Linked DNA regions of Homo sapiens: regions 2 and 3 are each linked to region 1. The links are chromatin loops, found by intact Hi-C in ENCODE. Cell type or tissue: mammary epithelial cell. All regions are shown on one strand.

Region 1 (2,500 bases):
AGGAAAATACTAATGAAAGAGAACAAGTAATTTTTTTACTTTCAGGGGTCTCTGTAGCCTGCTTTCATTAAGCTCCTCTTATAACGAAACCACACTTGCAAATGCCATCAGGTCAGATATTAAGAAAAACGTGAAGGCTTTTGTATTCCAGGCTTTTTGTTTGAGAATGGTGACATTGTAGCATTGAGAGTAAATGTTTACTTCGATAAAGGCTAGCTTGTTCTGATTACTGTACATCACTAGTTCATAAGAAATGCCCATATATTTTATGAAGCAATATCTGCTTTATTTTTTTAACACATTATCATTGTGTTCTAGATTAGCTAATCATCAGCTGGATAAAGAGAAAGCAGAATTAATCCATCAGATAGAAGCTAACAAGGACCAAAGTGGAGCTGAAAGCACCATACCTGGTAATGTATTTTAAAAAACATGTTAGCTACCCCCAAGTTTTTGAATTTGGGTTTGCCTTTTTTTTTTTTTTTTGGCTCAGATTTCTGATCATTGTCTCCCTGTAAAATCGAATTCCTGATAAGCTTTGGGTCTTTTGTCTCTCTGTGCTATTAATATAAAAATATTCCCATTTTTCTCTTTGTGTTGTTTATACTATAGAGTAGCAAGTACCCAAGTGTTCTTCTCTTTGTTCTCCATCTGGGTGTTACAGATTTAATCACAATACAGTGCTAAGCAATGAATACTAAATCTGTTGCTTCCAGTTTCTAAGTATAGGCTCTTTCAAGTCCTCTGAACATTTTTAAAAACTGCAAATAAGTAAATACTGCCTATATTTTTTTCCGTTTACAAAGTAAAAAGAAAATCTTTCTGCTCCCTTCCATTCCCATTCAAAAGTGATTACTAATCATTCCTCATTCCTGCATATACATACACACATATTTTGTATACATATATATCACACATATGCATACATGTGTTTGTATGTTCATATGTACAATGTACATATCCTCATTATTTGTGGATTCTGTATTTTCTAAATCACCTCCTCACTAAAGTGTGTATGTAATCCCAAATCAACACTCGCAGCACATTTGCAAACATCCACAGAGCCTTGGAAAGTTTGAATAATCCAACCTACATGTCCCCAGCAGAAGTCCAACAAGGCAGTGCTCAGTATCCTCATTTCAGTTTTCATAGAGAAATGAGCAGAGGATGGAGACAGTAGAGGGCAGCACAGCATAGTGCAAGAAGCTGTGGCTCTGGGGCCTGGTGGAAGGGATTTGAATCCCAATTCTGAGGCTTGTTACTGCTCTAGCCTTAGGAGAGTCATGTAACACTTCTGAATCTTGTTTTCTTATGTAAATAAATAGAATTTACCAGGATGAGTTATCTTTAGGATTTAAGATTATCATCTGTGTGAGATATGTAGGTGTATGTATATATATGCGTGTATGTATATATATGCGTGTATGTATATATATGCATGTCTGTACATATTTCCCGTAGCAGCAGTGGTTTGATATTCACTAATTGGGCTAACTTTATAGACCAAAACTACTATGGATAGAGAATACTTTGTTTGCATTTACGTATATATATTTTCTTGGCAAGTAACATAAAATTGAACTAATACTATACACATTTCTAGCATATTTGCCTTTAACAGTTTATCATGGACATCTTTTGAGGTCTGTTCATAAATTATCTCATCCATTTAATAATTCCATAGTGTATTATTGCATGTATAAGCACATCGAACCATTTATGTTTTGATGGATATTTAGTTTGCTTCCAAGTTTCTGCTTCTATAAAATATGATTAATCTATTGACCTAATTATGCCATTGTGATAGGATGATAGAGATGCCATTCTCTCCAAAGGATTATACCAATTTATATCTGAACTATCTTTGACTATCTCTTGTAGCTTTTTCAGTATGCTATGTAGTCCTATTACTAATTTGTAATAAAAGCCATCATGTGTGAGTTGTACTAGACACTATGCTAATTGCCTTACAAGCATTCTATATTTACAACCATATATGATAGGTATTACTGTCTCCATTTTATGTGATAAACAAATTCAAAGTGGTTAAGTAACCATTCCCTAAGCCAGCTAGGAAATAGAGGCAGGATTAAAATCTAAATGTATGAAACTCCACAGCTCCTTGGCATTCCTAGTCCTTAACCCGCTATGCTATGCTACGTCTTGGTAACTAAAAGTACATATTAAATACTCTCAAAATATGTCTCATAGCAGCCAGCTTGGTATGTACACTAGACACAGTATTAATGCTGTTGATGTGAGGAAAATTTTATAATTTTCCTTCCATCCATATACTAACCAGGCCCAACAGTGCTTAGCTTCTGAGATCAGAGATCAGGTGCATGTGCATTAAGGGTCATATGGCCATAGATAGTTCTCTAATCTTTCCATTCCTCAGTTTCTTAAGGGAATTTCTGAACCCTCAAAATTCCTTATTTCCTAAGTAGACAGATTACCTGTCATTTTTCAAAGATTAAGGCTTAAGATCAAACCAGAACTG
Region 2 (2,500 bases), 100 kb after region 1:
CAGGTGTGGTGGCCGGCGCCTGTAGTCCCAGCTACTCGGGAGGCTGAGGTGGGAGAATCGCTTGAACCCGGAAGGCGGAGGCTGCAGTGAGCCGAGATTGTGCCACTGCACTCCAGCCTGGGTGATAGAGTGAGTCTCAGGCTCAAAATAAATAAATAAATAAATAAATAAATAAATAAATAAAATCAATTTAAAAACCCCAACAAACAAATAAACAAACTAAACTAAAAGAGAGAGTGTGTGTGTTGTAAAAGAGGAGGTCAGAGCAATGGGTTGTGGAGGCAGGTCAGATAGGGATTGTAGGCCAAATTACAGACTTCAGCCTTTTCTCTGAGAGGTGTGGAAAGCAATTTCAAGTTTTGAGCAGTCATGCCGCAATCTGCTTTCCATTTCTAAAGAACTACAGTGGTTGGTGAGGCTTAGAGACTCCATGTGGGAGGGGAGCCATGGCCTTAGGGAGACCAGTGAGAAGGTTGTCACCGTAACGCTAGTGAGAGAACTCATGTCTTGGTAGTGATGACAAGGGTGTATTCCAATTTATTCAGTAGGAGAACCCACAGGTTTTCTCATAGATATGCAGGATGAGAGAAAGAAAGAGGTCAAGATTAACTCAAGGCTTTTAGTCTGAACAAATGGAAGGTTGGAGATGAGGAGTGTGGAGTTTGGTTTTGACCTGTGTCCACTTTGAGATGCTTCAAAGGGAATTCCTATGATGACAATTGAAAATGCTTATATCTATTTTAAGTATTCATATATTTAAAAGTTCCTAAACCTTAATTCTTATATTCAGTTCTTTAATTAAAATACAAATATTTATTTATTGCTGAGCATAGACGTCTTATCAAATTTCACTAATAGAAGAGGCAAAGCCCTGAAGAAATCTTGATAAGAAGATAAAAACAAATAAGTGAGGAAAGATATCAGTGTGCTGAACACTAGAGGGCAGGACGATCACAGGAATAGAACACGAATCTAGCAAGCATTGACAGTAAAACATTTTATTTGGGTACATTTACTTCTAACTCACTGACACTAGCAGTAGGAGTCTTCAGAAATGAAAATAAACAAATCATAACCTTTCATCAAAGACAGGTTTTAGAGAGAAAGAGTAATTTATTTCAGTTTATAAGGGTCCACAGAAGCTCTGTTGTCGCTGGGGGCTTCTACAGTTTTTGAAAATAAAAGCATAAAGCCAGAGGAAGCAGGGGACACTCCAAGGCATATTGTTCTCTTGATGCCCTTGTTGAAATCATGCTGGCAGCGATGATTGGCATTAGGGTAGAGAGGAGAGCAGCCCAGGTTGCCCCAGTTCAAATTTGGTACTCCTCCCAAGGACTAGGCTGCAGCTTTGGTGTATGTGCCTCCTCACAAAGGTGACGTTGCTGCCCGAGGCCCTACTTAAATCAAGTGTAGCTGTTGGGGCCAGCAGGTCATGAATGCTTGCGTCAGGAATGACAATCTTCCTTTTATCCAGGGAATAAAGAAGGATGCAAGAAATAAAACAAGAAAAGAAATAGGGCACAAAGGAAGAAAGAGCAGAGTTGAAGCAAAACTAATAAAACCTGAGGATGAGAAAAAAAGTTTACATATTTGAATATGAGTGAAAGAGACACATAAAGTTGTGTAAAACTGGTAATATATTGATTCTTGTTAAAAAATTAGGTAGCTGCTGACATGGATAAATTGTCAGGAGCTAACTAACTAGTTTTAAATTTGAGATGAGGAGGATTATGTATTGGAGAAATGTAGTTATTTTGGCAAGTTGAAAAGGTGTGTGTGTGTGTGTGTGTGTGTGTGTTTGCCTGCATGTGTGTGTGTGTGAGAGAGAGAGGGAGAGAGAGAGAAACAGTTTCTCCAAGTACTGCTTTAGCTTCATCCTCTATTAAACTGCTATTTATAGCTAGAAATATATTCAATCAAGGTATATTTCTTGACAATGGTATTTACAAATATAATGTTCATAGGATGATGTCATTATGTGTAAAAAATTACTGTCTTGCTTTCTCTTTGGAATAGAGAAGGATATAAATATTTCTTTATACCATTATAGAGGGATATTAGGACATAATAATCTACTGCCCTGAAATCTTGAAGGACAATAGACTAAATAGACCAAAAAACCGTGAAGGCAAATTATGAACGTGTACTTACAAAGTACCATAACTACTAAAACACATTATCTGCACTCACTCAAAGGTCCCCATTTTTCCCTTACTTTATTCATCTGTATAATCAGTTACACATTGTTTCTCCCTTCAATCATATTTCCCTGTCTCTTCTAGACACAGAATTTTGAGGCTGAGGTGGGCGGATCATTTGAGGTCAGGAGCTCAAGACCAGCCCGACCAACATGGTGAAACCCTGTCTCTACTAAAATATAAAAATTAGCTGGGAGTGGGGGCAGGCACCTGTTATCTCAGCTACTTAGGAGGCTGAGGCACGAGAATCACTTGAACCTGGGAGGCAGATGTTGCAGTGAGCTGAGATCGCGCCACTGCAC
Region 3 (2,500 bases), 190 kb after region 1:
AGAATAGCTTTAGAGAAAAATCAAGGAAAAGGTACACAGATTCCCCATACACTCCCTGCCCCCACACATGCATAGCCTCCCCCATTACTAATGTGTAATAATAGACTTTTTATTGTGGTTAAATATACTTAATATTAAGTTTACCACATCAACAATGTTTAAGTCCATCATTCAACATATTTTCTTTAAAGTATAGTTCTAAATTTACAGAAAAATGGAGAAGATAGTACAGAGCGATTATACATATTCCTTACCTAGATCTCCCTATTATATTAATATTTTATATTACTGTGGTAACTTTGTTATAATTAATGAACTAATATTGATACATTATTATTAATTAAAGCCCATAGTTTATTCAGTTTGAAAATTTATTTTCTTAGTTTTTACCAATTTTTTTCTGTTTTAGGTTTCCATCCAAGATACCACATCACATGTACTTGTATCTCCCTGGGCTCCCCTTGTCTGTGATATTTTTTCAGACTTTCCTTATTTTGATGGCCTTGATAGTTTTGAAGAGTATGAATGCCCCTTTATTGGAATTTCTCTGATGATGTGCCTCTATTAGAATTTCTCTGATGTATTTCTCATGATTAAATTATCATTGTGGGTTTTTAGGAGGATTAACACAGAGGCAAAACACCACTTTCATCACATTGTATCAAGGGTATATGCCATTCACTTGACTTATCACTGTGAATGTCAGGCTTGGTCACCTGATTGCAGCAGTGCTTGTCAGATTTCTCCACTAACAAGTTACTATCCTTCCCTCCCCTCACTCCAATCTCTGTCTTACTGTACTCTTTGGAAGGGTGATGCATTGCCCACATTTAAGTACAAGGAATTTTTGCTCCTTTCTCGAAGGAAGATTATATACATAAATTATTTGAAATTTTTCTGAAGAGAGATCTGTCTCTTCTCCCTTATTTACTTACTTAGTCACTAAGTCATTTATTTATATCAGTCATTTATTTATGTCAGTATGGACTCATGGATATTTATTTTATACTTTGAGTTACAATCTAGTAGTACTTATTTTGTTGCTCAAATTGTTGCAGCTTTGGCCTTCCTTTCACTCTGCTCCTGTGTCTTTTTTATATACTCCCATCAATTAGGTTTTTGTTGTTGTGGAGCACTTTCTTATGTTTGGGCACTATGAGATGCTTCCGGCATCTCATATGCAAGACTCATCTTGCATATTCCTGCCCTAGTCCTAGAATAAGTTATTTTTCCAAGGAACCCTTGTTCTTTTTATTGGAGAATCATATTAAAAACCAAGATTTGGGTACTAAGTGGGTTTGTTGCTATTTGGGTGTCCCTGTTTCCAGGCTTTCTCAGATAACAAAGCACAGAAACCTGTGTGTATACTAACCTGTGTGTATACACATATTTGCAGTTATCCTATACATAACCATCTTTATCTATATTAAGGTAAACACGGGTTTCTACTGATGTCTCCAACTCTAGTCCATTACCATGTTGATCATTCTATACTTCTCCACCTTCTTATCTGCAAATTCTCACTCCTGTAGTGAGAAGCCTAGCTCCCACTAGTGGACATGTAAAGCAGTATCAGATTTGTTAACCTGTGCTCCAATTTGCTTCCAGCCCCAGCTGCACTGTGTCCTCAGACATCTGGGCACCAGACATCTGGAGGACCTCCTTCAACCTCTCCAGACATCTGGAGGACCTCCCCCCAGGTTTGCTTTTGTTCTACCAATTTCAGAGATGGTAGATTTGTCCTGAAATTACTAACATCTGGGTTAACTCAGCATCCCCCTTCGCTTCCCACATCAGTGTAACCAATTCCCAGTAGTAAATGCATTCAGTTTGAAATCCCTGTTATGGTTTCTGTTTTTCTGTATGTACCTTGGCTGGTCTTTGAGCTAATAGTTCCTTTTTTATTTAAGACAGTTTGGATTATTTCTTGTGGCCACAAGAGTGGCCATGCACAAACATAATGAAAAATATACCATACTACTCTTTCTGCCCAGAATGCTCTTTTTTTCACTGCCCATGTGGAAAATTGTCACTAATTCTTTGAGACTCAGTTTAAGCATTAAGTTTCCTGTGAATTCCTCTCTAACTATTCCTATCCCCAAGCATTGCACCAATTCCACTGCACCCTTTCATCCAGAGTTATATGCTTCTCTCTCTGCCTTCTTAAGATGTTTCTTGAATATTGAATTTTCTTATGAGAATGCATCAGAAATTAAATGAATTTTATAATAACTTACAGATCCTGTTTCTGTCTGCACCCTAATGACTTTAAATTATTGTGATTTTAAAAGGGTCCAAGCCACTGAGACACTTGTACATTTTACTTAGTAGAGATATAGTTCTCATGAACATGAGTTGAATAGAGCCTATTCAACTCATTTTGCTTAATTGAACAAAATATTTTTAGTGTGTCTTTTTCAGACAGATAAAAAGTATCCTAAAATTGATACTAGAAGTTCTTTCACACATGAAAAGTATTTGTGTTACCAAAGTTCGGAAC

What was found. Peaks named below come from ENCODE experiments on the same cell type or tissue, not always from the same donor. Only the 100,000 strongest peaks of a DNase experiment are listed, where the experiment ranks them.
Region 2: it touches region 1 in a loop (15-fold over the local background); 3 of 110 quality-filtered maps call a loop at or near these places.
Region 3: it touches region 1 in a loop (21-fold over the local background); 4 of 110 quality-filtered maps call a loop at or near these places.

What each region holds. Positions count from the first base shown.
Region 1 is chr12:88,051,565-88,054,064 of GRCh38, reverse strand. It overlaps CEP290 (centrosomal protein 290), which reads left to right. Exons shown (of 54, transcript NM_025114.4): 52 at 319-413. It also overlaps the pseudogene RNA5SP364. Among named protein-coding and RNA genes, the nearest start is that of RLIG1, 17 kb to the right of the region's middle. In mammary epithelial cell, a CTCF peak has its summit at 1,187 (motif pointing right); no DNase peak of the experiment used is centred here.
Region 2 is chr12:87,951,891-87,954,390 of GRCh38, reverse strand. No RefSeq gene overlaps it. Among named protein-coding and RNA genes, the nearest start is that of C12orf50, 76 kb to the left of the region's middle. In mammary epithelial cell, a CTCF peak has its summit at 953 (motif pointing right); no DNase peak of the experiment used is centred here.
Region 3 is chr12:87,865,929-87,868,428 of GRCh38, reverse strand. No RefSeq gene overlaps it. Among named protein-coding and RNA genes, the nearest start is that of LINC02258, 98 kb to the right of the region's middle. In mammary epithelial cell, a CTCF peak has its summit at 1,536 (motif pointing left); no DNase peak of the experiment used is centred here.